Regions from separate parts of the Homo sapiens genome. Here region 2 is linked to region 1. Evidence: read pairs that join two places in POLR2A ChIA-PET (ENCODE). Cell type or tissue: PC-9. All regions are shown on one strand. Links, peaks and the distances in the headings refer to the core of each region. The heading gives the core; the rest is flanking DNA.

The links. Peaks named below come from ENCODE experiments on the same cell type or tissue, not always from the same donor. Only the 100,000 strongest peaks of a DNase experiment are listed, where the experiment ranks them.
Region 2: POLR2A ChIA-PET joins it to region 1 with 5 read pairs; 1 of 35 experiments calls an interaction of 5 or more read pairs at or near these places.

What each region holds. Positions count from the first base shown.
Region 1 is chr9:110,363,151-110,379,116 of GRCh38, forward strand. SVEP1 (sushi, von Willebrand factor type A, EGF and pentraxin domain containing 1) reads right to left here. Exons shown (of 48, transcript NM_153366.4): 45 at 14,121-14,216; 46 at 12,218-12,313; 47 at 6,773-6,866; 48 at 2,098-3,410. The coding sequence ends at 3,389. It also overlaps the pseudogene RNU6-1039P. Among named protein-coding and RNA genes, the nearest start is that of TXNDC8, 33 kb to the left of the region's middle. RefSeq lists a silencer at 6,619-6,913 and enhancers at 9,029-9,198, 14,268-14,437. In PC-9, for the core only: no CTCF peak of the experiment used is centred there; a DNase peak (open chromatin) is centred at 7,361.
Region 2 is chr9:110,023,931-110,039,896 of GRCh38, forward strand. The region is part of intron 7 of PALM2AKAP2 (PALM2 and AKAP2 fusion); the gene reads left to right. It also overlaps the pseudogene RPL21P87. Among named protein-coding and RNA genes, the nearest start is that of C9orf152, 180 kb to the right of the region's middle. RefSeq lists an enhancer at 3,741-3,910 and a cis regulatory region at 3,826. In PC-9, for the core only: no CTCF peak of the experiment used is centred there; DNase peaks (open chromatin) are centred at 5,711 and 8,061; H3K27ac peaks cover 2,465 bases.

The DNA of each region.
Region 1 (15,966 bases), core at 3,827-11,826:
TCTTGTTCCAGCATATACTATTTTAATTACTGTAGCTTTTTATTATGCTAATTTTTAAAAAGATCTTTTTCATTGTTTTTCCCTAAAATATTTTAATTTTCCATTTTGCTTTTGTTTGTAATAAATATTAGAATAAATAATTTGGTCATGATCCCCCCAAAAACCCAATATGGCAAATATAATTAGAACTATATGAAGCTTGAAACTTTATTTGGAAAAAAAATCACATCTTTAGAACATACAGTTCTCTCATCCAAGAAATGGCATGTTTCTCCATGAGCTGAGCATTGATGAATGTTTATATTTTTCTAATTTTCTTCCTCGAGACTACATATATTTCTTATTTGTATAATCCATATGTATATATTTACTGATACTGTGAATAGAAGATTTTTACTATATTCTCTACTTATAATTAATATTCAGGGAAGCTCTCTTTTTTGGTATGTATATCTGGTTCTCATCCAGTTTACTGGACTCAGTGCTTCTAATGGATTTTCATGCCTTTGAGTTTTCATCTTACAAGACACATTATTATATCTCCTGCCAAAATGAAACTGTGACAATTTTCTCATTTCTATACTCTTTATTTATTTCATATGTTATTGCTCTGGCTAGAAATGAAGAATAATACTCAAGGTGAATGGGAATATTTTGCTTTGTTTCTGATTTTAAAGTGAGGCATGTAGTGGTTCATAATAGGATTGATTATAATTGAAACAGATAAACTTCAGTATGCTGGACACTTACTACTTTTGTAGAAATTTAAGAATGTGCTGAATTTTATCAAATGCCTTTTCCATATTTATTGCTCTTATCATGCATTTCATATTGTGTCATTGTAAAATACCATCTGCCTGTCAAGTATTGTTTTAAAACATTAAATTTGCTAAATATTACCTAGTGTTAGATGTAGGCCAAAAAGGCAGCAACAGTGGAGTAGGAAGTTCATGAGTTTTAGAGTAAATCAGGCTTGGGGTTCATTTGGCTTTGCCATTTATTTTAGATCAGTTATTTGACTTCTCAGCGTTTCACTTTCCTCATCCATAAAATAAAGTTAATAATACCTATCTCAGTAGAATTGTTGTGAAGATTCAAAGACCTAATCTCTTTAAAACACCTACTGCAGTGTGTAGCATGTATTATTAGTTGTTCAAAAACTAGTTTGAAAGCTAAATTATATGATTGATTTATAGTTCATTTTCTTCTTTGTTAGGTTTTTGCATCAGAGTGACATTTGGTAAATATTTGGCAAATATTACTCAATGTTTGTCATCTTTTCCAGCTTGTGGGATAGTTTATATAGCATGGTGAATGGCTCCGCCTTCAAAAATTCACTACAAGATATATCTAGTATGAAAGATTTTAAAATTTCTTTTTAAAATTTTTGTTTTCCTACACTGGTCTTCTCTGCATAGTATGGAAGATTAAAAAATAATATTCAACTATTTTTAGTATCATTACTCTGTGACTCACATTTCTAAACATGTATTATTTCCACACCTCACTTGTATGGTGCTTTACTTCCTTATATTCTCTATACGCCAGGACTACTTTGACTTACTGTGAAAATATAAACCTTTCAGCCTATTCAAAGTAACCCAATACAAATTCCACTTTGAAGGTAAACTTATTTAGTAGGTACTTTCAGAACTGAGTGTTGTTTCCAATTGCTTTCTTAGCTTAATTTTTTCTGCTACTATTTTTTTTTATTACTCAGATTTGGGGCTGTATTTTGTTTTCTTTTCTTTTTGAAATAGGGTCTCACTTTGTGTGAAGTGGTGCGATCTGGGCTCACTGCAGCCTCGACCTCCCAGGTTTAAGCAACCCTCCTGCCTCAGCCTCCCCAAGTAGCTAGAACTACAGGCATGCATGACCATTCCTGGCTAATTTTTGAATTTATTTTATTATTATATTATTTAGTTTTTAGAGATGGTGTTTCTCCATGTTGCTCAGGCTGGTCTCGAACTACTGAGCTCAAGCTATCTGCCCACCTCAGCCTTCCAAAGTGCTAGGATTATAGGTGTGAGGCATCACACCCGGCTTTTTTGGCTGTATTTTTGTTTTTATGATTATAAATGACAAAGATCAACAAGGTTTGGAAGTTAATGGACTATGAGTAAATTTATTGGAAAGTAGACTCATAAGCATGTAAGACTGGCCAAGAAAGTGAATGTCAAGAGAAAGAAGGAGGAGTCAATGGCTGAGGGATGCCTACGGTAGTGAAGAGAACCACTAGGAGAATCAAGATCTCTTTCATCCTTTCTGCATTCCTCCACAGTGCTACAACACACTCCAAGGCCTGTGTGGGAGCAGTTTTCCCAGAGGATGGAGGCAAGTTGATTCTGAGTTTCCTATTTTAAAACAAAATCTAGGGTTTGACTTTATTTTCTGAAGTCTGGGGAAGGCTTCATCTTGGTACAATTGTTGTGATAGAGGTAGGTGACAGTGAGGACTGAGGGGCAGCTCAGCTTTCTCTTAGGTGGCTGCAATTCTTTTTTGCAGGTGAGACCAGGAGCACAGCTCTGGGGAATGTTTCCCATTTGCCTTTTTCCTTCTCTTTCCCTGTCTTCCCCTTCCTCCCAAAATAGTGAGTTGTGGGATTACCAGTCCGGGTATCAGCTCTTTGTTAATCTTCCAGTTCTTGCATTTCTTATTCCAGCCACGAGAAAGAAGGCTAGCACTTTCATTGTGAACCAAGGTCATTATGCTGTTTCTCCACATCCATGAAGTTAATGCCTACGGCTTTTCAAATGTTGTGAAAAGAATTAGCCAGGCTACCCTAAGTACCAGGACATAATTATGTGGTGGAGAGTACCAGGTCCAACAGTTACTCTCTGATTGATTAAATGAAAGAAAAAGCTTTTATTATTACACATATTGTATAGAAGATGGAACCAGAACAAAGGGGTCTCCTTTATTGTAAGGGGTCTCCTATGTGGTGCCAGTGGCACAGATGAAAGATCATGAGTCCTCTCTATGAATCCCTTGGCCACCTCATAAAATGGTACTATCCAGCAAAATATTATTTAGTAGCAAAATATACTTTAATGGAAAAATCATTTTAAGTAACTGAATAAAAATGTGTACCAGGAACTTTCCCAATAGACAGCAGAATATGTACATTTTGTGAGGGTAGAGCAGCATCTATTTAATATAATTTTTATATAGAAAATACAGGCATATTTAAAAATGGAAACATGTAAGAAAGTATGTCACAAGGAATAACAAAATATATCACAAAATAAAAAAAGTAACCCCAAGTAACAAGTTTACTAAACAAGACCCAGCACCATGTTGGACTTTCTTTGCATAAGTTCCAGGATGCCCAGGCACTACCGAGGAGAGATGATCCTGCTTTTGGGAGAGCCAGATGGTCGTGCAGTGGTTAAAACCCAGTCCTCCTTTTCCTGGAAAAAAAAAAAAAAGCAACCAAATAGATTCAAAAGAAAAAATTGAACTGAAGAGCTAACATCTCTTTAGGAGTTGATGAAAACAGGATTGAAAGTCCCAGATACCTGGGCATTATCTGTGATGTTTATACGGATGGGGGTCATTCTTTGAGATAACTAAGAGGCATGGGAAACAAGTGCTAACTTATGGAAAGATCTGAGAAGCATCAGACCTGAGTTTTACTCTTGATTCTGCCACTAGTTTTCTATCTATCTTACAATTCTCTCTTCTGTAAAATGAGGGGTTTGGAGCTAATGAACCTAAAGGTCTCTTAGTCCATTAACAATCTATGGTTTTTCATTATGATATTTGCTTAGGATCAGTTTTCTGAAGATGTGCACAGAGGTCAGAGGAAACACAATTTCCTTCTGAACAACTGAATTATCTGGAGAAAAGGCCAGGTCAGTCTTATTTATCAGTAGAGAAGGTAAACATTGAGGGATTTAATGGATGCCACAAGGCATTTCTCTACCAACTGACATTCATGCCAGGAAATTGCTCCATCTGTTAACAAACCTTTATTGAGCAGCGACTTTTGTGCCTGTACAAGGCACTAGGCATATATATATATTTTAAAACAAGATCTTACTCTGTTGCCGAGGCTAGAGTGCAGTGGCACAATCTTGGCTCGCTGCAACCTCTGCCTCCTGGGTTCAAGCAATCCTCCCACCTCAGCCTCCTCAGTAGCTGAGACTACAGGTGTGTGCCACCATGCCTGGCTAATTTTTCTGGGTATTTTTTGTAGAGATGGGATCTTCCTATGTTGCCCAGGCTGGTGTTGAACTCCTGGGCCCAAGTGATCCGCTTGCTGCCTTGGCTTCCCAAATTGCTGGGATTACAGGTGTGAGCCATCACACTCAGCCCAGCATACAAACTTTAAGGCATTCAGTCTCGTAGGAGAGAAGGAAAAACTTATACGGTAACATTTATTGTTTATTTCTCAGACAAGCACTCTTCCCCCTCCCACTTTCTTTTCTTCTGGGAATTGCCAGACTCTCCTCCCTTTTACCCAGTTTTTTGCCAAAATTACCCTTTATGTTGGTACAACATAATCCAACCTAGGACATTGATTCATGCTTGGCCATTGAATCAATCTGGACCAATCAGAGTCCTGGATTTTTAAACTGGGACAGTGTACTATGTCTCCGGATACTGTATGGTGACATGTAAAAAATTCTGTAAGAAATTTTGTCCTGGCCAGGCACGGTGGCTCATGCCTGTAATCCCAGCATTTTGGGAGGCCAAGGCGGGCAGATCACTTGAGGTCAGGAGTTCGAGACTAGCCTGGCCAACATAGTGAACCCTCATCTCTACTAAAAATACAAAAATTAGGTGGGTGTGGTGGCATATGCCTGTAGTCCCAGCTACTCAGGAGGCTGAGACAGAATCGCTTGAACCCATGAGGTGGAGGTTGCAGTAAGCCGAGATTGCACACTGCATGCCAGCCTGGGCATCTGAGTGAGACTCTGTCTTAAAAAAAAAAGAGAAATTCTGTCCTTCCCTTCCACATGAACTAAACAGAAGAAAACCACTCTGTAGCTAGACAGGATGGAGGAGACCCTGGAAGAGGTGGTGACATGGGAGGTGGAGAGGTACACGTGGCTTTCAAGTCCCCAGTCTGGTCCTCCTGATGCTCAACCACTCCTCTGTCCTTGGGTTCCATACAAGGTCCCTCTATTGTGATAATAAATTCTCTTCTTTGCTTAAACTAGTTAGAGTTTTAGCAAGAATTACAGTATATACAGGAGGAGGAACCTGTCTGGTCCTCTGGGTTGCTAGTTAGCCTTCCCTTGAAGGTGAGCTACACCTCTCAGCTTAATTTGCCATTATTTTTCTTGGATGCCTATATCAAACTTTTGCGTAAAAAATCTAGATCTTGTTTTCCTGATTAATGTACAGTATTTTAATACATGCTAATAATTATCCTTTCCTCAATCAAGAAAGAACTCCTATCGACAGTTTTTAAATCATGCAAACTCTCTCTGGGCTTTTCTTTATCTGAAAAATGAAGAGGTTGAAATATAAAATCTAATATTATAAAAAAGTACTAAATACTTCTTTTTTGAGTCACTGTTTTTTCTCTTTTATTTCCTCTCTTTTGGCTCTCATTTTCTTAAATTCAGCTCTGCTCTCAGGTAAAGGTATAATCTTGGCAGCTTCTAAATATATTTGTCCATTTCAAATTTGCTGTTTAGGGTTCAGTTTATTTTTTCTCCTTTTGCAGAGATGGCATATACTTGAGATGATGTGAGGAAATTCACTGGCATTAGACAGATTTTTTTGTTGTTGTTAGGTTTTACTTTAATTGCTTTTTTATATTTGCAAGTTGACTTTGACATTCCAATCAAAATAACAAATCAGGAAATGAAAAATAAAAGTTTTCAGTTAACTGAATTTTTCCCACTTTAAAAAATGAATATGGAAATACCCATTTGTTTTTAATGAGTCCTATATGGTAGGGGTAAGTGTACATAATACAAATCTAAGTGCAGTGATATATATTGAAAGTCTTAAAATATAGCTGATAATATTTCAACATTGCAACATTGGTGAGGACAATGTTTGAATATTGAAAATATTTTATCTGTGGTATGTCACAATATGGCTGATATTTTCCTGATGTTTAAAAAGTTATAAATGATCTTTTAAGTATTTTCCCTTTGACTTGTGATAGTATTTTTAAACTGTGATATTTATCTGGTCAGAAATAAGAAACCGATGAAAAAACATATTTTTACATAATCTTTTTGTAGTCAATGAAATGCTACGCATAGAAACACTAAAATACAAAATATATTACTTTAAAATAAACGTTTCTTATCAATTCAATACTATTTTTATTGTAATGAAGAACTTAAACATCTATTGGGTCATTTTCAATAAAATTACATTGAGTTTATTTATTTTACATCCTTGCATCTGTAGGATGCAATCTTCTGTTCAAGAAGTTTATTTATTTATTTATATAACCGATTTTTTTTAATTGCAAAAACTGTGGAATGCTTCACAAATTTGTGTGTCATCCTCTAGCATGGGTCATACTAATCCTCTCTGTGAAGTTCCAGTTTTAGTATATGTGCTGCTGAAGTGAGCACAAGACTGCTTATTTTTGAGATATTCTTGTTTTGTCAATCCTGAACTAATATTTCTTAGCTTTGGCTTTAATTCAAATTTAGAGAGCCTGTCTCAAAATGGATGTTTTCACATACAAAATACTTACAGTCAAACTAGACAGAGATAACTTCTGGCTCTTAGGACAATTTACTTGAATTTTAGAGTCTTCATGTTATAGGCGAACATTAGTTTTTGGTTATCTTACCTGGAACAGTTATGTCCCGTCCAAGAAGAAAGACAGTGACATCGGTTTGGTCTTACACATTTTCCACCATTTAAGCAGGGAGACTGGCAAACAGCTGGAATAAAAAACCCATGCATTTATTTAATTAATACTTAGCAATTCTGATGATATCCATAAAGGCACGTAGGATAAGATTTGACTCTACTTCCTGCAGCAGCCACTGCTGGTCTTCATATACCGTTAGCATTATCCATTTCTGCTGTTCTGCTTGACTTCACATCCTTATGTGGTACCACCTCCCTTTTTCCTTCCAAGCTGGTCAATTTTCACATTTAAGTCCCAGATTAAGTTCTACCTACTTATTGAAGCCTTTGCTGATCACTCCAAGTCCACTGATTTTCCTCTTCTCTAATCTCTTTTAATTTATGCAACCAATCTGACACTTTGAATGTTTTGAACTATAAATTTTTTTGTGTTCAATTAGATTGTACATTTCTTTCCACTGACTTGAAGCTCAAGATTGTAAATTCCTCGAGGGAGTTAGCATTGAACTCTATGATTGATTGGGTGATTAAGTCAGACGTCAACTTTTATGATAATAAATTAGGCACATGGATTGTCTAAAATAACAGATGATTCAACATCCCTTTGTGTTTGGAGAGGAGACATATTTCACGGCTTTTGTCAGCTTTAACTAGAATTACAGAAACTGGTTAGTCACAGATAAAACCCTGAGAGGACACTGAAAGATTTACTATCTAGGTGTTTTTCTCACAAATCCATAATCTCATAACCAAACTCTTCATCTGCATAAATGTATTTGTTAAAAAACCTGAAGATGCTGGTATTTGGTCTAGATGAATTTTTAGCAAGTGTAACATATCAAAGAGAAAGGAGAACTCCCTGTAGGAAGGAAATAAAATGTCTGTTGGGAGAAAGCTGGAAGTAAGAACCATTCCAATATCTGTAGCACAGAAAGGCAGGCTCTTTCCTGGATGAAAAACTTATAATTCACCATTGTACGTATATAATATACATATTTTTGGTGAATTATAAGTAAATGTCCTTTCTTCAGTCATTCATTCATAAAATATGGAGAAAATGTCTGCTAAGCAAGTAGTAGGCACTTGATAAGCACTGGTCCTTGTCCAGAGAGAACAAGAGAAGACAAGTAAAATACGTCTTTCCCCTTAGGGAGCTCTCTTGGTAAGTTAAGAGTAAGAGCTGGCCAGCAGAATACACTTATTAGCAATCTAATGGGAAAGAAAATTATGAAACAAATCAGGATTAAAACAAGCAAAAATAAAACTCAATAATTGAAAACCAACTCCCCATAGTTTCTGCTTGCTGATATAAGAACACGTTACTCCTTTTCAGGACTATGCTGAATTAGCAGTGCCTGACTGCACTAACAAACTAGTCATTACATTTACTTCCTTGTCTAAAAGCTTAAGCCTCCTTCCCTATCACGTCGGTGGTCCCAGTATTCCACTCAGGGCCACCTTTTCATGTTGCGTGTCTTCTGCAGTGTTATTTTTTCCTCCCGTGAGTATTTTTCAATGATGACTTATAAATCTCTATCTTCATCTAAATGCATTTTCTGGGAACCTAAACTATCATCCAACTGCTTATCACTTCCCTTGTATGTTTCTGCTTATCACTCCCCTTGTATGTTTCACAGTCCTCTCAGACTCAGCGTGTCCATACTTAACTCCTTATCTCTACTCTCAAGCTTGCTTCTCCTGGCTTCTCTATCTCAGTAAATGGCAACACCTTCCACTCCAGTGCCCAAGCTGGAAACAGCTTTTAGTCTTCCAAGTAGTATTTGGCTCCTCACAATAGATCTGTAACCAAGTAGCGTTGATTCTTACTCTTTAACTGTCTCTCAAATCTGCTCTTTTGTGGTTGTTTCTCCAGACTTCACTAATTCTTGCCAATTCTGCTTTTACAATCCCGCAATGAATCTCTCTATTGTAAGTCTTGCTTTCTTCCACTTTTCATACTGCTGCCAAAATCAGTTTTCTAAAAGAAAATCCGATCACATGATTTTCCTGCTTAAGATCCTTCAGTGGCTTCTGTTGCTCTCAACACATAATTTAGCATCTTGCACTTCGCATGTGATGTGTTTCCTGATCGGATGCTGCCCATCTTTAGAGCTTCATTCCAGCCACTCCCCTGCATTTCCTCTATGGCTTTGGTTATCCTTTGCTGAACACACCTGTATATTTTGTGGTCCATGCCTTTAGCTGCAATGATTTTCTTCTGGGGACTCCTTTTGTTTCTCCTCAGATTCTATGCTTCAGTAGCTTTTTCTGAACTTCAACATTTGGTTAGTTTACCCATTTCACTGTTGTCATAGCCCCTCTTATAGATTTTGATTAGCCTCTATCTTAACACGTCCTAGTTATCTATTTATAGGCCATTCCACATCCCTTCCCCTTTCCTAGATTGAAATTCTGGAGGGCAGGAGCCCCTGTTTTATATGGTTGTGGTATGCTTAGTACTTAGGGGTGTAACTATGCTGAGGTAGCTGCTGTAAGATTTGGCAGAACGAAGGCTATAGAGTTCAGTGTCATTAGGAGCATATTCTTATTAGAGAGCTAAGGTGTTAAAAGAAATGCAAATAAATCAGATCTATTTATTAGCTTTAAACTGCATGATTCTAACTAGTTGTGTAACGTTTATAGAAATGGAATGTTAGAAAGTAGATTATTGTGATATTGAACAAGTTTAGAGATCAGAGGAAACTTAGGCAGGACTTGGGGGTTGAGTGAGGCTAGAATAGGTGGAGGAAAGAGGAAGATCATTGCAAATGTAAGGAGATTGGGGAGGAGAAGAGGCTGCTTGCAAGGGTAGTGAGAAAACCGTCACTGCAGGGCACAGTGTGTGATGGTAGGATAACAAGTGAGTTGTGCTTCAGCTGTGCTGAAGCTGGCTTATGCAGCACCTTGGAAGTCAGAAGAATTCAGGGTGGATGTGGAGACTAAAATAGAGAACCATTTTAGCCTCTTAAACATGGCAAAGACATGCCAAAGTAGTACATTGATGATGTTCAGTCTGGAGGGACATGGAGACAAGAAGGTCAACTAGGCCATGATCCAGAGTCTTTTACTGACTGGTGACAGTGGTGTGGAGTAGAATGTGAGAGATGCTGAGCAGGAAGGAACAAAAATAATGATGGTGCTGTAACCTCAGATGAAAGGGAGGGTGAGTCAAGAGTAATTCATTTATTACCTGCACCAGTAAGGTACCTGGAAAAAAGCAGAGCTTGTTTATAGATGAGCAGGAGAAACGTGGGTAAATAGCAAAGTTGATTTGTTATAAACAAACACTATATAGACTGCTTTCAGAGTCTCAAATAAGGCCTTCAAATTCAGCCTCCAGGACATATTTCCTTCTCTACATTCATGAATGGCTCAATTTTGGCTTTAGGTAGGGTGACGACTGCACATCTGCTTTTGTCTGTAACAGTACTTTTCAGTCTCATTTCTCTGGTTTACTTATTAATAGTGCCTCTTTTACTCTCAAAAATGTCCTGGTTTGGAAGCTAAATTATATGGTCTTTCCAGCCTTAGGGTTCATGACAAGCTCTGGTGTTAGGAAGCCCTGTCTATACTTTACATGCCATTTATGTTTTACTCCACTGAGGAGGTGGTATAAACATTGTTTATAGGAGGAATAGTGGTATGTCAGAATTAATACTTCATAAATATAGCAAGCCCTATGTTTTAAGTGGTGGCTTAAAATTTTAGGACACTAGAAGGTAGTTTATCATTTTAAATTGAGTTATTTGACATTTACTAAAAATATCTACTATATTTCGGCACTATGCTAAGCACTGGGGATATAAAGATGATAAAAAAAAAATCCTTGCCCTCAAGTGGCGTATAATCTAGTGGGGGAAGGGATAGATAATCAAGCAATTGAACAGATGTCAAAGTATAGTGGGCCAAATGCTGTATTTGAGGTCTGCAAGAGGTGCTAACAGGATGTTTTTTACTAATCAATCAACTACCATTTGTTACTGTTGTCCATGATAAGAAACCATCTCTTTGATGAGTTTTGTAATATTTTTCCATTTCTTTTCCTTTAAACTTTTTTTTAACTTTTATTTTAGGTTCAAGGGTACATGTGCAGGTTTGTTATATAGGTACACTTGTGTCATGGGAGTTTGTTGTACAGATTATTTCATCACTCAGGTACTAAGCCTAGTTCCCAATAGTTATTTTGTTCTGATCCTCTCCTTCCTCCCACCCTCTACCCTCAAGTAGGCTCCAGTGTCTATTGTTCCTACGTGTTTACGTGTTCCCATCATTTAGCTCCCACTTATAAGTGAGAACATGTGGTATTTGGTTTTTTGTTCCTTTTATAAGGATGATGGCCTCCAGCTCCATCCATATTCCACAAAGAACATGATCTCGTTCTTTTTTATGGCTGCAGGGCTATTACTAAAAAGTAAAAAAATAGGCTGGATGCAGTGGCTCATGCTTGTAATCTCAAAACTTTGGGAGGCCAAGGTGGGTGGATCACTTGAGGTCAGGAGTTCAAGATCAGCCTGGCCAACATGGTGAAACTCTGTCTCTACTAAAAATAGAAAAATTAGCAGGGTATGGCAGCAGGTGACTGTAATCCCAGCTACTCCAGAGGCTGAGGCAGGAGAATTGCTTGAACCTGGGAGGCAGAGGTTTCAGTGAGTCAAGATTGCGCCACTGCAGTCCAGCCTGGGTGACAAGAGTGAAACTCTGTTCTCAAAAAACAAAACAAAACAAAACAAAAACATGCTGGGGAGGTTGTGGAGAAAAGGGAACACTTATACACTGTTGGTAAGAGTGTAAATTAGTTCAACCATTGAGGAAAGCAGTACGGCGATTCCTCAAAAACCTAAAAACAGAACTACCATTCAACCCAAGCAATCCCATTACTGGGTATATACCCAAGATAATAGAAATCATTCTACCATAAAGACACATGCTCGTGTATGTTCATTTCAGCACTATGCACAATAGCAAAGACACGGAATCAACCTAAATGCTCATCAATGGTAGACTGGATAAAGTGTTTTTTTTTTCATTTTAACTTAAATTGTATTTATGTATAACCTTGTTCTTTCTAAAGAGTAAGCATGAATTTAGTAATTTAGCTTCTTAGAGATTAAAATAAGTATTATTCTGAACCTCTGTGTAATGTCTTCTCTATGCTCTGCAAAATGAAGCAGATGACATAAAGAAGACAGATAATTGAGTAGACTTAGATGCTATTCTTCGGCACATGACCTGGAAACGTGTTTAGGCAACCATAAAATTCAGTGTTGAGACACGAATCAAGGGATCATCTTGAGGAATTTTTGAGAAACATCAGTACTTTTTCATTTTGCCACCACTTCTGAGTCTAAGTCACACTCTTCAATGTCCTCTGGAGTTTCATGGGCCTGAGCCACCAAGAAAACAAACCATGAAAGAGGCCTACCTGTATGACAGCGAGACCCCGTCCAGCCAGGCGGGCAGTCACACTGGTAAGGGGCCACACAGCGACCTCCGTTCAGACAGGGAAGAATGCAGATTGCTAAAAAAAAAAAAAAAAAAAAAAAAAGGAGGCAGGGGGGATTGAAATGGCGTTGATCAAAGTACACATCTTAGATAGGTTCAAGGGTTCAGAAAACATTTTGCAGGAGTGAAACCTTATATGACTCACTAAATAAGTTTCCTGCATGTGTTCTGCTTATTAATGAGTATCATTGGGAAAATACAATCAGGAAAGTAAGCCTGGATTCTTAGCCACATGTAATGACTTTAAGGCCAAATCCACTTTCAGTGAAGACACTCCGTAATCAGTGTCTGCAAAGTGCTTTGCTTTAACTCTTCACAAAATAAGCAGAACGGTCTCCATTTATTATAGTTTCAAATTTCCATTACAAATTACATAAAATGTTCTAAGAGGATTTGGCTGCCTTGAGGCTCTTCCTGTCTTGAACTAAATGTGAGAATGGGAATCAGATAGGCTGTAACATAGGGTTGGAGTTTGCAACATTTTGGTAGCAATGGGACAACACACCCTTTATTTCCGAGAAGCTGAGGACTGACGGTGACTGAATGATGCCTCCCGAACCCTGTTCATGACTATCATTCCTCCTCCTAGAAATCACTGAAATCTTTAAAGAGGCATAGTCTGTTTAAAAGATGTGAGTTTGTTGCTTTGCTCCCCAAAATCAAGTTCCCTAACCCCAATAGTCTTTGCATCACCTAGGAGTTGGTTAGCAATGCAGATATCAGGTACCAACTCAGATCTGCTGATCTCCCAGATGATCTGTATGCATAGCAAAGCTTGGGAAGCACTGGTATAATGAAGGAGGGCAGGCACATGCTCAGTGAGCCAGACCAGCTAAGGCAGCCAAGCCAGACCTGTCGTGGGGTACCCCAAAGTCAATGCTTACTAAGTCTTTGGACTCTTGACATAAGGGCAGGCTAAGTCTGGGAGCTCTAGGTGAAATGGAATGATTGGGGTGAGCTGGAAGAGAAAAGTGTGATTTCTCTTCTTTTTTAATCATTTGAGAATACTTGTTTTGGTGAGTTGTTAGCAGCCTAAATTTATTTCCATCATACATTTTCCTTTATAGATTAGTTGAAAAAGTCACACTTAAAACATTTTAGTCTCTTATAAAATTCCTGCCCTGTAGGAAAAACTGGTATAGACCAATGGCCATCACATGAATCACTCTTAATGGTTTACATACACTGCTCCTGTTGAAATATGAAACCATTTTATCCTTATATATATTTTAAGATATTGAAATAAAGTGTAGTTGAGATATTTAAAAATTTAACATCACTATCCATACCTCCCTGGAATTTCAAATTGTTTCTATAAGGATCAAAATTCTATATTAATTTACCAAGTATGGATATAGGAGTGCCAGCTTTTCTTATTTTCTTAATGAGTAGAAACTATTCTTAACAACAAAGAGGAAATGGTGAGCTGCAAATATTACCTGCAAAGTACATGTTTTGCAGTGGTGCACGTTTATACCAACTGCAGCAATGACTGACATAGCACATAGTAGACCTTGAGTTAAGGGAAGAGGATAGCTTGGAGACTTTACAACAAGCTCCTTCTCAAGAAGACTTTTGCAAATTTGTGCCAGGGAACATGTGAAAATGACTTTAGATGGATCTTAATAACAGTATTTTCAAAGTCATTAATATTCTAGATCTTCTGCAACCTGTTGACACATATGTGCTCTGTTTGGTGTGGACAAGGACTTACAGCAAATGAATTCTTCCCAACAGTACAACCATTTCCTGGTAACTCCCCTCAGGTGGGAGCATCCAGGCAATTTGTCAGGACTCAAAGTAAGATCTGAAGAGCAACTCACGTTCTTCACAGAGGCGCCCCATCCAGCCCTCTGGACAGGAACAAGCATTTGGGCGTTGGCAGATGCCCCCATTCTGACATGGAAATCGACAGACAGCTGGAAAAGAAGCAGGATGGGTCACAAATGTAGGGAATTATGAAGGGAAGGAGTCAGAAAATAGAATTGCCCCTTTATATCTCATACTATTTCCTTGAGTCAAGCTTTCAGGAAGAGAGACAAAAATCGAATCTCAGGAGGGAATTTCAGTATGTGGAGAAGTACAGCATTTTATTGGCTGCTATTATTTCAGTTTTCCCTGTAGCTTTATTGAGGTGCAACAAATAAAAATTGTATATATTTTTTACAACCTGATGTTTTGATTTATGTATAGATTGTGAAATAATCACCACAATGGAGCTAATTAGCACATTCATCCCCTCACATAGTTATTGTTTTCTTTCTTTCTTTTTTGTGGTGAGAACACAAGATCTATCCTTTCAGCAAATTTTCAGTATACAATACAGTATTGTTAACTACAGTCACATTGCTGGACATTAGAACTCCAGAACTTATTCATCTTGCATAACTGAAACTTTGATACCTTGAGCAACATCTCCCTATCCTCACCCCCTCCCAGCTCCTGGGAACCACCATCTACTCTCTGCTTCTATGAGTTTGACTGTTTTGGATTCCACCTATCAGCAAAGTCAGGCAGTATATGTCATTCTGTGTCTGGCTTATTTCATGTAGCATGATGTCCTCCAGGTTAGTCCATGTTGTTGTAAATGGCAGGATTTTCTTCTTTTGCAAAGCTGAATAATATTTCATTGTATCTGCCTATTTTTATCTGCATGTCTATCTAATCTATCTTCTTAATCATCATCATCATCATCTATCAACATACATTTTTTTATCCATTTATCTGTCAACAGACATTTATGTTGTTCAATATCACACACACAACACTCATTCTGACTTTAGACTTTAAGTGAAGTCTGGGATATTCCTTTAAGATGTCCCCCCTCAAAAGGCTCTACATTCTCTTACATCCCATGTATTGGTGATCTCACTTCTCATTGTTGCTGCCAGACAATGAGTCCTCTTTCTCTTGCAATAGCCCCTGTTTCTTTTGAGGCTCATGCCATTCATCCATTGACTTCCTCAATCTTCCCTGCTTCACCAGTTATTAAAGTCCAAATCTGTTTTTCTTGTAAATTTGTTTGAGTTCATTGTAGATTCTGGATATTAGCCCTTTGTCAGATGAGTACATTGCAAAAAATTTCCCCCATGCTGTAGGTTGCCTGTTCACTCTGATGGTAGTTTCTTTTGCTGTGCAGAAGCTCTTTAGTTTAATTAGATCCCATTTGTCAATTTTGTCTTTTGTTGCCATTGCTTTTGGTGTTTTAGACATGAAGTCCTTGCCCATGCCTAAGTCCTGAATGGCAGGTGGGAATTGAACGATGAGAACACATGGACACAGGAAGGGGAACATCACACTCTGGGGACTGTTGTGGGGTGGGGGGAGGGCGGAGGGATAGCATTAGGAGATATACCTAATGTTAAATGACGAGTTAATGGGTGCAGCACACCAACATGGCACATGTAGACATATGTAACAAACCCGCATGTTGTGTGCATGTACCCTAAAACTTAAAGTATTAAAAAAAAAAAAAGTCCAAATCTGAACAGTTTGTGGTCAACTCATCCAACAACTCAATTATTTAGTTCCTTGGTTTTATCTGTGTGTACTAGCGTACTTCTCGACTTCTAGCAAATATTTGTAGAATGAATGAAATAATTATTATGATGTATAAAAATCATATTTTATTATAAAAGTGTAAGTTTTAGAAGGATATAATACTAGGGT
Region 2 (15,966 bases), core at 4,594-12,593, 340 kb before region 1:
CTGCAGTGAGCTGTGATAAAACAAAAAATAAAATAAAAATAAAAATAACCATAATTTTCATTGCATAATATCCAGTTGCCCTTGCTACAATATCATTTCCGTAAGGGTCATTTTTCTGTTTCATTTTTTACTTGTTAGAGGCTCTAAATTGTAGTTCTTTTTTTAAATAACACAACTTTATTAAGGATAAAATTTGCATGCCATATGGTTCCCCCAGGTAGGTATATGATTCAATAATGTTTCATAAATTTACTAACCATCACACAATCCAGTTTTAGAACACACACAGTTTTAAATAATTTCCATCATTCCAATAAGATCCCTCATGCCCTCCTATAGTTAATCTCCATTCTACCCCATCCCCAAACAACCACTCATTCCTTTCTGTTTCTATAAATTTGCCTGTTCTGGACATTTCATATAAATGGAGTCATACAACATGCAGTGTTTTGTATCTGGCTTAGGATGATGATGATTTTTTTTTTTTGAGGTTTATCCACATTGTAGCCTCAATCACTATCCCTTTCACTCTTTTTAATGCTGAATAATATTTCATTTAATTGATATGCCAGGCTGGGCATGGTGGCTTACGCCTGTGATCCCAGCACTTTGGAAGGCCAAAGTGGGTAGATCACTAGAGCCCAGGAGTTGGAGACCAGCCTGGACAACATGGTGAAACTGTGTATCTACAAAAAATACAAAAATTAGCTGGATGTGGTGGCATGCATCTGTAGTCCCAGCTACATGGGAGGCTGAGGTGGGAGGCTCACCTGAGTCTAGGAGGTAGAGAGTGCAGTGAGCTGTGATTGTGTCACTGCACTCTATCCTGGGTGATGACAGAGTATGACCCTGTCTTAAAAAAAAAAAAAGATATGCCAGTGTCTTGGGTTTTTTGTTTTTTTTTTTTAACAGCCCAGAGGTCTTTTATTTATTTATTTTTTAAACACCTATTATGCCATGAATTCATAGGGAATAGGTTCCAGCAGTTCAGGCTCCTTCCCATTGGTTCTCACAAAGTGTGCTTCTCTGGGTGGAGCAGGCTGGCACTTCAGTTGAACCCAGGTACCTTTCTCTTTGGCTTCTTTCTTTTTCTGATCATTTTCCTTCACACATTTCAGGAAGCTATCTCGGCTCAGAGTGCTTAATGTGCTCAATATGCACATTAATTCTCTTGGCAAGAATCTTGCCCTTAACTTGTTTGTTTACAATACCAACAGCATGCTGGGTAACATTGTAGACTCTTCCAGTTTTGCCATGGTAACACTTGTGGGGCATTCCTTTTTGAACAGTACCCATTCCCTTGATGTCTACAATATCACCTTTCTTATAGATTCGCATATACGTGGCCAAAGGAACAACTCCATGTTTTCTAAAAGGCCTAGAGAACATATGTCGGGAGCCTCTCCTCTTTCCCTTTGTGTTCGTCATTTTGGCGAATTACTGGAAGATGGAGGTTCCGCCCGAAAGGCTTTTTTTTTTTTTGTTCCTTCACAAGTTGATGGATTTTGAGGTTGTTTCTACCTTCTGGCAGTAAGTATTCTTGCTATGAATAGTTGCTGCTTTGGATAGTCACATGTAAGCCTTTGTGTGGACGTAGGTCTTCCTTTGTCTTGGGATTGTACCTAGGAGTAGAATTGCTGGGTCATATGGTAAATCTGGGTTTAACTTTTTAAAAAGCTGTCAGACTCTTTTCCAAAGCATCTACACCACTTTACACCTCACCAACAATGAATGAGGCTTCCAAGTTTTCTACATCCTAGCCAACACTTACTACTGTCCATCTTTTGATTATAACCATCCTAGTGGGTGTGGAGTCGTATGTCATTGTGGTTTTGGTTTGCATTCTCCTGGTGGCTAACGACACTGAGTTATTTTCATGTGCTTATTGGCTATTTGTATGCAGTTAATTTTTAATGGCTTGATTTCCTTTTTTGCCATAGTTTGTTCAATTATTAAATTGAAGCACTCTCTCATTGCAGCTGCCCAGTCAGTGTTTTCTGAGTGAGGGACCCTCTTCTTGACTGTGGCAGGAGGGTGCACTCAACTCACACTTCCCCTTTAAGATCACTGCCCTCTCCACCACTACGTCCCTCTGCAGGGGTTGCATCAATCTCTCTTCTTTCTATTTCTTTTCTTTCTCTCACTCTTTTATTTATTTCTTTCTTTCTTTTAGACAGGGTCTCGCTATGTCACCCAGGCTGGAGCACAGTGTGATCATGGCTTACTGCAGCCTCAACCTCCCAGGCCCAAGCAATCCTCCTACCTTAGCCTCCTGTGTAGCTGGGACTATAGGCGTGCAGCACCACACTTGGCTAAATTTTTATTTTTTGTAGAGAAGGAGGACTCCCTATGTTGCCCAGGCCAATCTTAAACTCCTGTGCTCAAGTGATCCTCGTTCCTCAGCCTCCCAAAGTGTGAGATTACAGGTGTAAGCCATCACACCCAGCGATTATCTCTCTTTTCTATTTTCCCTTCACATCTTAGCCTTTTTTCTTTAATTTTTTTATTAGCCTAATCAATGCTATTTTTTATTGTGGTAAAACAGATATAACATTTACCATTTTAAGCACTTTTAAAGGGTACCCGTCTGTGGCGTTAGGTACATTCAAAGTGTTCTGTAACCATCATCGTCATCCATCCTTCTCCAGAACTTTTTCAACATCTTCTTCAACCAAAACTCTCTACCCATTAAATACCAGCCCCCCATTCTCTCCTACTCCAGCTCCTGTCAACCACCTAAATGTTGCATTTTACACCTAAAATGTATTACTATTTAATTGCCTTCTCAAAGGGATTTTTAATACATTATGTTAATAGTAAAAAGCCAGTAAGGCCAGGCGTGGTGGCTCACTACTGTAATCCCAGCACTTTGGGAGGCCAAGGCAGGTGGATCACTTGAGGTCAGGAATTCAAGACCAGCCTTGCCAAATGGTGAAACCCCGTCTCTACTAAAAATACAAAAATTAGCTGGGTGTGGTGGCACACACCTGTAATCTCAGCCACTCTGGAGGCTGAGGCACGAGAATCGCTTGAACCCAGGAGGTAGAGGTTGCAGTGAGCCGAGATCGCGCCACTGCACTCCAGCCTGGGTAATAGAGCGAGATGCAGTCTCAAAAACAAAAACAAAAACAGAAAAGCCAGTAAGATGGCTACCCCTCAGAAATAAAGTAGGAAGCTGCTACAAGCTAGATTTTTAAAGATATTGCTGGTTACAAAAGTTCCTTTCTTCTGTGGCGTGAACTGTCCAGGACCCTCATACTGGAAATGTCTTGGCCTTATCCAGCTGGTGCCTTGCTGCAAGTCCCAAATCACACCTGCTTGGCTGTGCATCATTTTCTTGAATTTTGTTTATCCAACGACTGGATAAAATGACATCAAGTAATCCATGTTAAAGAAGTATCTCTAGGATAAAAATTTTGTGATTTGGCTGTCATTTCCATCAAATACACCAACTAAATCGTAGATGCTCTCTTTATCTTGCCCTCTTGTCCATATATACTAAGACTAAAAACTAAGTGTTTGCAAAAAAGAATACAAAAAATTTTAGCACAGCAGAATTTTCCTCAGAATGAAGTCTGGTATTCTTATTTACATGTTCAATATTTCTCATTTATGCTTGAACAAGAAACAAGGTTGGTAGCCCTTAGGCAAACTAGAGATTCTGGCTGTAAAACCGTTTGAAAAGGGTACATTTCTATTCAAGGACATGGGAAAGCCACATTTAAAAAAGGATGTTGCTTCTCTACACGTAAAACTTGTTGGAAGACAGATTATCCTCCTAGAAGAGCAGATGTTCTCTATTACAAAAGAGGAAAAGCATTTAGACTCTTCCGGTGGTGAATAGAGGCCACAGGTTACAGCTTTCTTTGGCCTTTGCTTTTAAAAAAACATTCTGCTGAAGGCCTTTTGTTGCCAGTGGTGTCCAGCCGGTTGCCCTTTGTATTTGATGATGACGACATTGAAAGGATTGTTTTGTGCAGGGACTCTGGACAAAAAAGAGACATTTGGGACAGAAAACCTTTCTACATTGTGTATATACATAAAGATCGCTCTAAATTTGGTTCCTTGCCAAAGGAAATATTTTCGAAGATTTTTTAAAAATCCTTGAAACTATTCAGGGTAGTGGATCTCAGAGGGGGTTTGGCATTGGTGAGTAGGAGGCATATCGGTACTATATGGGTCAGTTTTTATAATACATGTCTTTGAGAATCATTGTCTTGAATTTTCTTTAAAATGAATATGAAGAGCTCTGTTGTAAACTGTAATAAACTATATTATTAATGGTTATTTATTGTTCCTGTGTGCTACTCCCTATTTGTCAAATAAAATAAATGTGAAAGAAATGAAGTCACAACCATTGACAGCTTTCAATAATCTATGTGTAGATAAGGAATATTCGTGGCAAGTGAATAATCTCAGGTACCTTCTTCTTTGCCGTTTTATTTCTTCGCTGTGTTCTCTTGCCAACAATAATAGCTAACATGGGTTGAACGTTTGCTTTGAGCTGAGTACTGTGCTACACATACACCATCTCGTGTAATCCTCCAGATGACTCTGCTAAGGAGAAACTGTTATTAATCCCATTCTACAGATGTGGTGGCTGTGGCACAGTAAAGTAACTTACCCAAGATCTCAAAGTGAGTGTGTGGTGGAGCCAAGCTTTGAACCCAGATGGAAGGACACTTTGTAGCCTCTCTGTTTGGGTTTTAATAAGTGCAGGTTTATTTTTTTTTAATTAGCTAAAGCAGGGGAGCTCCAATGACAGGGCAAGGGTAGCTTAGCCAGATAAAATATTAGATGTCCAGTTCGATTTGAATTAAATTGCATGGGACATACTTATATTAAAAAATTATTTGTTGTTTACCTAAAATTCAGATTTTACTGGGTGTTCTGTATTTTTATTTGCCAAGTCCAGTGGCCCTAGGCAAGAGGAGTGTTGCAAAGGAAATGAAGGGAACCGCGTAATGTGTTTTGATTATTGTCCTTTGGGATTATTTGTGGTTTTGGGTTCTTTTTGAAAAAAAAAAAAAAAGACTTTTTTCATTTTAAACATGACAATGTATTTTATTAAGCTTTAAACCAGACAGATGTATATTTTAAGGACTTGTAATATGCTGATAACCTATCAAGGGACATCCCTTGATATGCTTCTTTGCTAGGAATCCAAATCTGATCCATGCCAAGATTTGTACCTCATTGGTTTCTCTATGAAGTGAAACTATGAGAAACACTACCCTCTATTTGTTTGTTTGATTGTTTTTTCTTTTGAACAACAGCAACAACAAAAACCCTTTACCTCAATCTGGGTATATCATGACTTTTTGGAAGCCTTATTCTAGGATCTTCTTTTTAGTTGGGATATCAGTGTTAGCCTAATTTCATTTTCTGCAGATAGCTTCATCATCCCAATTTTTAAAATGTTGATGAAATACTCTTGTGCTTTTATCAACTCCTACTTGGTAAAATCCCCTATCTCTGAGTGGTCACCCTAAAATACATGACATGGGCATGGATATTCCCAGCAAAAGTTCTGACACATTCACAAATGCTTCCTGAGGACATCTGTCTGTTTCCTTCTATGCACATTTTGAACATTCCAGCAGTGAGAATGACTAATGATGCTAAAGCTCTAGAAACTGTCACGTGTTGCTGTTCAGTATGTCAGAGCCTGTCTGCAGATAAGCCTCATTTCTTAAGAATAATCTGTCCCAATCAAGCTAGTTTTGCAACAAGGCTCATTTGCAAGTACCAAAGTCTATGACTTGTGAAAGAACCAAGCCACGCAAACCAAACACAGAACCCAGTGACAGAAACTATTGGTCTTTAGTGCGACTGGAAGGTAGCCAACCTGGTTCCCATTTAGGCAGGGAACCAGTTTGTCTCTCCAGTTAATGTCTGAATAAATTACCATTCATGTCCCTGAGGGTTTGGAATGATTGCAAATTATTTCTGAAATCCTGGGTAGAACTCATGTGGCCACTTACGATAAGCCTTGTCCTTCTGCAACTGGTCAGGTATCAGAGAGGTCTCATAAATCAAGATTGTAGTTATCAGGAAAAGTTGTTGGATTCATAGAGTAGGGGCCAAGGGAAAACTTTCCCTTTGCCCTCTGAAATTTCGTTGAAAAATCAATTGACACTAGACAGATTAACGGGAGAAATGGCATAGAAGTTTACTAATGTGCAAAGAGAGAAAATTACACACAATGGGGTACAGATGGTTATATACCCTTCTTCTTAGAGGAAACGGAGATAGGAAGTGTGGAGATAGGAAGTGGGGGGAAGGGCAGTAAATGATTTTTACTTGAAGAACCAACAGTGACCTGGGACAAAGTCTGTTGGGCCCACAGAACAGACAACAATTTGTGACAGAAGTCTGTTCAGATGTGTTGACAGACTTCATTCAGTCTTTCTTCCTGCTATATGAGTTGCTAATGGCAACTCAAGGAAGAGACCAGAAGTAATTGTTTTCTTCTCTGGAGGGTAAGATTTTAGGTAGATAAGGGAACTTCACAGAACCATTTCATCCTGTGCGTAGGGGAGAGACAGAAGATTGAGAGACAGGAGTGAGGGGAGGTCAGAGAGACCTTGAGCCTTCTTCAGGTTCAGAATATCAAAGCATCATATTTGGGGATATAGGTTTCTGAGCCCTAACAATGGGAAGAATGATCTTTCTGTATCATATGAATACTGAAGATTGTTGAAGTGAGCATCTAGTGCTCCTATCTCGATAAATTATCCAATGCCTTTCCCATCTCTTTCTCCTACCCATTCTCTAGTGGCCTGCCCCCTTGCCCTTTTTATTGTAGTGAAAACTTAGTAGTAAAAAATACACTTGGTAAAAATCATGACATCATGTAAATTGTATGTAAAAAGATGACATGCTCATACAAGATGCTTGATTCATTGCCTAGCAGAGCAGGCCACTGGTAGGTCTGCATACCACGAGCTGGTCTGTTTCGAGGTCACTTATGCTTACTATCATTGCAACAACTACTTCTTCCTCAGAAATTAGTCAGTGGAGATGTGACATTTATTTTATCTCAGAATTTTTATGTCTGTTTCTGAAAAGAAAAAGGTACCAGCAGCTGCAGTTCCCACTCCGTCTCCCAAAGGGATCTGGGCTAGAGGGTAGGGTATTGGATTTGTCATCATATTTTCCATCTGCTCACAGATTGTGAGGTTTATTATTGTTTCTGTTATTGTTTTTTGAGACAGGGTCTCACCTTGTTGCCCAGGCTGGAGTGCAGTGGCGCCATCTTGGCTCACTGCAACCTCCACCTCCCAGGTTCAAGTATTTCTTGTGCCTTAGCCTCTAGCCTCCCTGGTAGCTGGGATTACAGGTGTGCGCCACCAGGCCTGGCTAATTTTTGTATTTTTAGTAGAGACAGGGTTTCACCATGTTGGCCAGGCTGGTCTCGAACTCCTGACCTCAACTGATCCGCCCACCTCAGCTTCCCAATGTGCTGGGATTACAGGTGTGAGCCACTGCACCCCACCAGAGTGTGAGTTTTGATCTCCAACAGTATGCATTTTCTAGTGAAATTCGGTTTAATAAAATGAATAATGAGATAATAGCTAACATATATTGAGAACTTCCCATGTGTCAGGTAGTGCTCTGGGTGTTTAGGGTATTCTATTATTTAATTCTTACCACAACCCTATGAGGTGGGTACTAGGATATCTCCAGTTTACAGAGAAAACAAGGTGCAGAGAGATTAAGTAACTTGTCTAAGGTCACACAGACAAGGAGTGCTGGAGCCTAGGTCTAAGCCAGACAGCACTAGATCTTCATGACTTTGTCACAGTGCTTCACCTTGGAGAATAATGAGATGATGCTGGTATGTAGACATGCTAAGGAGGTCTTCCTTGCCTCACAGTCCTGATCAATATGGAGGCTTTTATGTAGTTCTGTTTGCGTTCATTCTTCCAATGCAAAGCTGGAGTTTACCTAGTGGGATAAGATTTGATTTTCATCCTTGAGAATGAGTTGTTCTTCAGGCTGGCCCATGAGTCTTCATCCTGTCAGCATTCTGATTACATTTCTCATTATCATTCTCCTGCAGTGATTCATGAGTATGATAAAACCGAACAGCCTTCTCAGTAAATAAGCAAAGCTTAGCTTACGGGGAAAAAAAAAAAAAAAAAAAAGTAGAGCTTTCCTTGAATCTGGAGAAATTAAGCACACAGGTGTCCTGCAATATTAGTTAAGAGACTACTGCACCCATCATACTGTAGCTTAAGACAGTTTCTTCTTTTAGTTTTTTCTAAAATGTCTCCATGTCTGTGTTATGCCACAAATAACACAGCCTTGGTTAACTTTTGGACTAAAAAAAATCAACTTATTGGCCAAGCATGGTGGCTTACACCTATGATTGTAGCACTTTGGGAGGCTGAGGCAGGAGGATTGCTTGAACTCAGGAGTTTGAGACCAGCCTGGGCAACTTGGCCAGACATCATCTCTACTTAAAGAAAAAAAACCGCCGGGTGCGGTGGCTTACGCCTGTAATCCCAGCACTTTGGGAGGCTGAGGCGGGCAGATCACGAGGTCAGGAGTTTGAGACTATCCTGGCCAATATGGTGAAACCCCATCTCTACTAAAAATACAAAAATTAGCTGGGCATGGTGGCGCGTGCCTGTAGTCCCAGCCACTCGGGAGGCTGAGGCAGAAGAATCGCTTGACCCCAGGAGGAGGCGGCTGCAGTGAGCTGAGATTGTGCCACTGCACTCCAGCCTGGGTGACAGAGTGAGATTCTGTCTCAAAATAAATAAATAAATAAATAAATAAATAAATAAATAAATAAATAAATAAAATAAAAAATAAAAAAACAAAAAAAATAAAAAAATAAAAAAACAAACAAACTAGCCAGGTGTGGTGTGCGCATGTCGTCTCAGCTACTCAGGAGACAGGTGGGAGAATCACTTGAGCCTGGGAGGATGAGGCTGCAGTAAGCCACAATCCTACCACTGCACTGTAGCCTGGGTGACAGAAGGAGACCCTATTTCTATTATAAATAAATAAATTTATTGAATGTCGTATTATATGTAGCATACCATATTTAAGCAGGGTCAAATTTTTGGTCTGACTTTTCAAATTAATGTGAATAAGTCACTTTGAAATTTTGGAGACAAAACCTTATTTAAGTTGAGAAATAGACAAACATTCATCCACTAAGAATTATTCTTTTTATTATTTTTAGTGTGTTTGAGTTGGTTCTTGCAAAGAAAATATAAACAAATCCCAAATATGAAAAAGTTTCTAAGTTTATATTAAGTGTATCCCATGAGTGACACAGGAAAATCCCTTTTAAGAGAAATGGTATTGCAAAAGACACAGCAAATCTTTTTCTCTTTTAAATAAAAATATGCATTCTGTGTCTAAGCATTTTCCAAACCTTTCTCCTTTGTGTGGCTTTTACTAAACCTTCAATCCTATAACAGTCATTGACTTCTTCCTACTTTCTTTTCCTCTCTTTCCTTCTCTCCCTTCACTCCCTTTCTTTTTCCCAGTGTTTACTGTGGGCTAGGCACTGTGTTAAACACTTTACCTGCATTTCTCTCTTTAACACTCAAAATGACACCATGAGATAGGTACCATTTTTTGTCCCATTGTGCAGATGAAGAAATCAACACTTTGAGAAGGTAAAGACTTTATAAGGTCACAAATTCTGGAAGAGCAGAGTCAGAATTCAATTCCAGGTTTGTCATATTTCAGAGCCCACAGTTTATTGCTTTCTGTGTAATGAGTAAATATTTCTTTTAGAATCAAAAAATATTTTAATTAAAATGTAATGACAGGAAAATAGTTTTGATCCTGGGAGCAAGAATTAGTCAAGAATGGACCTGATCTAAGACCACTGTAGTTTTTTGGACAGGCTATGAGCCAGTGGACTGGCACAGATGAATACAAATAACACATAGCTAATACTAATTGAGAATCTAAAAGGTGTATTCTGTGGCCTTTATAAGCATGAACTTATCCAATGAGTTCCATGAACTCATGATATAGATACTATACACTTGTTCTTATTTTAAAGACTAGGAATCTGAGGCACAGGGAGATAAAGTAACCTATGGAAGGTCCTGCTCAGAATCAGTGGAAGAATGAGGATTCTGCCTTCATTCCTAGCATTCTTCATGTGGTTAGCATAGTCCCCTAACCACAGTGCCAGGGCACCTCTTGCCTGTGATCCCTAAGTGCTCTTCTGCAGGTTTCTTTCTTTCCTTTTTTTCTATTGTTTTTTTGAGATGGAGTTTCACTCCTGTTGCCCAGGCTGGAGTGCAACGGCGTGATCTTGGCTCACCACAACCTCTGCCTCCTGGGCTCAAGCAATTCTCCTGCCTCAGTCTCCTAAGTAGCTGGGATTTACAGGCATGTGCCACCACGCCCGGCTAATTTTGTATTTTTAGTAGAGACAGGGTTTCTCCATGTTGTTCAGGCTGGCCTCAAACTCCCGACCTCAGGTGACCTGCTCGCCTCGGCCTCCCAAAGTTCTGGGATTACAGGCGTGAACCACCACACCCAGCCTCTTTTGCATGTTTCTTGGGGAATGCAGAGCCAGTTAACTTTACAACTAGCCATTCACTTGGAATTCACATCCACAGCATAGAAAAGACCATAGCGTATGCTTTCCCTATGGAGAGAATCCAATAACTATCAAGCCATATATTCCCCTTTTTTTTTTTTTTTTTTTTTTTGAGACACAGTTTCGTTGCCCAGGCTGGAGTGCAGTGGTGCAATCTCAGCTCACTGCAACCTCTGCTTCCCAGGCTCAAGCGATTCTCCTGCCTCAGCCTCCTGAATAGCTGGGATTACAGGTGCCCACCACCATGCCTGGCTAATTTTTGTATTTTTAGTAGAGACGGGGTTTCACCATGTTGGCCAGTCTGGTCTCAAACTCCTGACCTCGTGAACTGCCCTCCTCCGCCTCCCAAAGTGCTGGGATTACAGGTGTGAGCCACCACGCCCGGCTGCCATATATTCTTTGTATAAGTGACAGGTCTGAAAATAGCTGTGTTTATGATTACGGAGTTAAAGGGAAAAGAATGCCATAGCTAATGGGAGAGAAAAATGAAAGGTCAATTGAATTCGCCCATGGTAAATGTTAGAAATTTAAGGGTCAATGTGATCCTTTCATATGAAATACTAAGTTCTTGGAATCAACTTACGGGAAAATCTAGTATGTTTAGTGTTTTACAAGTGCTTTTTTTTCTGCCTAAAATTTAAGAAATACTTTACCCAATGTACTAAATATATATGTGTGCATGTGTGTGTGTGTGTATATATATAAAAAATATATATAATATAATATATAATTATATTATATACACACATATATAATATATAATATACATATTGTACATATGTATAATACATATTACATACATATGTATTATATGTATAATACATATTATATATATTATATGTATAATACATATTATATACATATATTATATGTATAATACATATACGTATATAATATGTATAATACATATTATATACGTATATTATGCGTATAATACAGATATATGTATATATATGATATGTTGTGTGTTATATATAACATATATATGATATGTTGTGTGTTATATATAACATATATAGGATATGTTGTGTGTTATATATAACATATATAGGATATGTTGTGTTATATATAACATATATAGGATATGTTGTGTGTTATATATAACATATATAGGATATGTTGTGTGTTATATATAACATATATAGGATATGTTGTGTGTTATATATAACATATATAGGATATGTTGTGTGTTATATATAACATATATAGGATATGTTGTGTGTTATATATAACATATATAGGATATGTTGTATGTTATATGTAACATATATAGGATATGTTGTGTGTTATATGTAACATATATATGATATGTTGTGTGTTATATATAATATATATGATATGTTGTGTGTTATATATAACATATATGATATGTTGTGTGTTATATATAACATATATATGATATATATATTGTTTTGGTGAGTTGGTACTTTTTTTTGTTATTGTTGAGATGGAGTCTTGCTCTGTCGCCCAGGCTCAAGTGCAGTGGCGTGATCTCAGCTCACTGCAAGCTCCACCTCCCGGGTTCATGCCATTCTCCTGCCTGAGCCTCCCGAGAGTACAGGCACCCACCACCACGCCCGGCTAGTTTTTTTGGTATTTTTAGTAGATACTGGGTTTCACCGTGTTAGCTAGGATGGTCTCAATCTCCTGACCTCGTGATCCACCCGCCTTGGCCTCCCAAAGTGCTGGGATTACAGGCGTGAGCCACTGCACCAGGCCCTGTGCTTTGTTTTTTTAAAAGAAACTTCCTAGAAACCCTGATCAAGTGGGAGTTTTTTTGAACCCGTTAATAAGAACACTTTATTGTAATGAAAATAAGAAGTATTTGGGCATGCATCTGATAATTATGTGTTGAATGCCTTCTGAGGGCAATGCTTTGTGCCATGTGTCATGTGCCTGGTGCAGCTTCCACTTCCAATTATGTCTGGAATCTGATTTCACCATTGATGTCACCACTCCACCATTACCATTCTGCTTTCAGCCATTATCATCTCTTGCCCAGATTATTACAATAGCTTCTAAGTGCTCTCCCGGCCACTCCTTTCCCTTTCTGTAACACAGACTCCACCCAGAAACAGCCACAGTGATGTTATAAAAATCTAAACCAAATCAAGTCATTTTTCTGCTTGAAATAATGCAGTGGCTTCTCATCTTATTCAGGAAAATAGGTAATCCAAAGTGCTTATCAAGGTTTGCAAGGACCTTAGGATCTGGCTCACTGCCAGTCTTCTCTCACCCCTCCTTTCTCAGCTCTGAAGTCCTCCTGGCTGCTCCAAACATGATTGCTCAGTGTCCCCACACCTGCTGTTCCCTATGCTCGAATGCTTTTCCCCTTGATGTCTCCCTGGCTCACTTCCTTCCATTCTCCAGGTCTCTGCTCAAATATCACCTCAGTAAAGAGTCTGTTCTTGACCATTACATAAAATAGTACTCACCTCCTACTGCCATCAATATCTATCCCTTTACCCTGTTTTATTTTTCTTTATAACAATTACCGCCTCCTGACACAAAATACATTTCATGTATCTGCATGAGTGAATTCAATTGGCCTTTTATTTTCTTTCCTGTTATCTATGACATTCTTCTCTTGCTTATTGTTTTTCTTACCTCATTGTCCATGCCATATTAGGTTGTAAGCTACATGAACATGGGGACTTTCCTTTTTTTTTTTCCAACAAATATTTTTTGTTGTTTGTTTTTTTGAAACAGAGTTTCACTCTTGTTGCCCAGGCTGGAGTGCAATGGCACGATCTCAGCTCACCGCAACCACAACCTCTGCCTCCTGGGTTCAAGCAATTCTCCTGCCTCAGCCTCCCGAGTAGCTGGGATTACAGACATGCGCCACCACGCCCAGCTAATTTTGTATTTTTAGTAGGGACGGGGTTACTCCACGTTGGTTAGGCTGGTCTCGAACTCCCGACCTCAGGTAATCCACCCACCTTGGCCTACCAAAGTGCTGGGATTACAGGCGTGAGCCACCGCACCCGGCTTCAACAACAAATATTTAATGAGCACCTACTCTATGCCAAGCTCTAGGCATCTAGAAATTAACAAAAGAGACCAGGTCTTGTACTTATGTAGATTACACTTCAGTAGGGTGAGATAGACAAGAAACAAGCAAGTAAATACTATCATATGAAAGATGGTGATTAATGCTCTGGAGAAAAATCAGAATGCTGTAGAATATGGGATGATTTGGTTAGGGCTAAAAGGATGACCTGTCTTTAACAAGGTAGGCAAGACTATAGGAGGAGCAGGTTTTGAGAGGAAATTAAGAATTTGCAATATACTTGTTAATTTAAAAATGCCTTCTAGGCATCCCGTGGAGAGGTTAAGTATGAGTCTGGAGTTCCATGGAGAAAATAAGCTGACATATAAATTTGGGATTCACCTGTGCACAGCCATTGACTGGATGAGATCACAGAGAGAATGGCCTGAGGGATAGAAGGGATCAAGCCCAAGTCATTGCTCATCCCAAATTAAAGATTTGTAAAATGAGAACGAACCTTAAAAGAGGACTAAGAAAGAATGGTCAGTGAGACTGGGCACAGTCGCTCATGCCTATAATCCTAGCACTTTGGAAGGCCCTCAAGGTGGCAGGATCGCTTGAGCCCAGGTGTTTGAGACTGGCCTGGGCAGCATAGCAAGACCTCCCTCTCTACAAAGAACAAAAAAATTAGCCAGGTGAGGCAGCACACACCTGTCATCCAAGGCTGAGGTGGGAGGATTGCTTGAGCCCGGCAGGTCAAGGCTGCAGTAAGCTGTCATTATACCATTGCACTCCAGCCTGGGTGACAGAGTGACCCTGTCTCAAAAACAAACAAACAAACAAACAAACAAACAAAAAACAAAAAGGTCAGAGAGCACTGAGGAGAATCAAGAAACAGTTGTGAAAGCCAAATGAAGAAAGCAGTTTAAATGTGACTGACTGACTGATGGCCTGTGTTAAATCCTGGTGAAAGATCAGGTCGGGTGAGTTTGGAGAAATGACCACTGGGTTTGGCAACCTCAAGGTCACTGATGACTTTGACAAGTGCTGTCTTGGTGAAAAAAACATCTCTTTTAAGAACTTTTGCTTTGAGGGGAAACAGGGAATTGAGGTGGTAGGATCAAGAGAATTTCTCTTAAAAAAATTATTGTAGGCTGGGCATGGCGGCTCATACCTGTAATCCTAGGACTTTGGGAGGCTGAGGTGGGCAGATCACCTGAGGTCAGGAGTTCGAGACTGGCCTGTCCAACATGGTGAAACCCCGTCTCTACTAAAAATACAAAAAAATTACCTGGGCCTGGTGGAGGGCGCTTGTAATCCCAGCTACTTGGGAGGCTGAGGCAGGAGAATTGCTTGAACGTGGGAGGCAGAGGTTGCAGTGAGCCGCGATTGTGCCACTCCAGCCTGGCAACAAGAGCAAAACTCGGTCTCAAAAAAAAAAAAAAAAATTATTGTCCTAGAAAACACTAATAACGTTGGCCTGGTGTGGTAAACCAGCAATTTGAGAAGCCAAGGCGGGGAATTGCTTGAGCCCAGGAGTTCAAGACCAGCCTGTGCAACATGGGGAAAGCTTGTCTCTACAAAAGATACAAAAATTAGCCAGGCATGCTGGCACATGCCTATAGACCCAGCTACGCAGGAGGCTGAGGTGGGAGGATCACTCGAGCCCAGGAAGTTGAGGCTGCAGTGAGCCATGATCATGCTACTGCACTCCAGCCATAGTGACAGAGTGAGACCCTCTCTCAATAAATAAATAATTTTAAAAAGAAAATTCATAATATACAATCTATCCTCTTAAAGTGTTCATTTAGTACAGTATTATTAACTGTGAGCACAAGAAAAATTTTTTTTGATAGAAGAAATCACAGCATATTTGATAAAGTGAAAGAAAATTCATGTTTTGGGAAGGATAAAATTGCTGGAACAATGTCCTAGAGGAGATAAGAAGGGAGGGATGGCGAGGCTGAGCGATTTTCCTAAGGTCACATAGCCAGTAAGTGACAGGTCAGGATTCCAATCCAGGTCTTCTGGCTCTCTGTTTTTTACTGACATTTTGCTATACCGTAAAATGAGAAAAATGGCTTGGGCAACATGTAACTTTCCTCCTAGTTCTAACTTTCATGTCTCTAACATTTTGATATGCCTTCACCCATCCCAAGCATGTAAAGAAAATTCCGAAGTCAAACATAGTAGCAGCAGCAGCAGCAGCAGCACCTATCTGAACCCACAGTTCTCGTCTAGGTGCTCACCTATCTCATCTCAACCACTCTATGAATTGCTTAGCAGTCAGCACTTGGACTCATCAACGCCTGAGCCCTCTGTGGGAATCACAAACTGTTTCTGATACCTGGCAGCTTTACTCATTTATGTTATCTGTCTGGCTTCCTAAGGT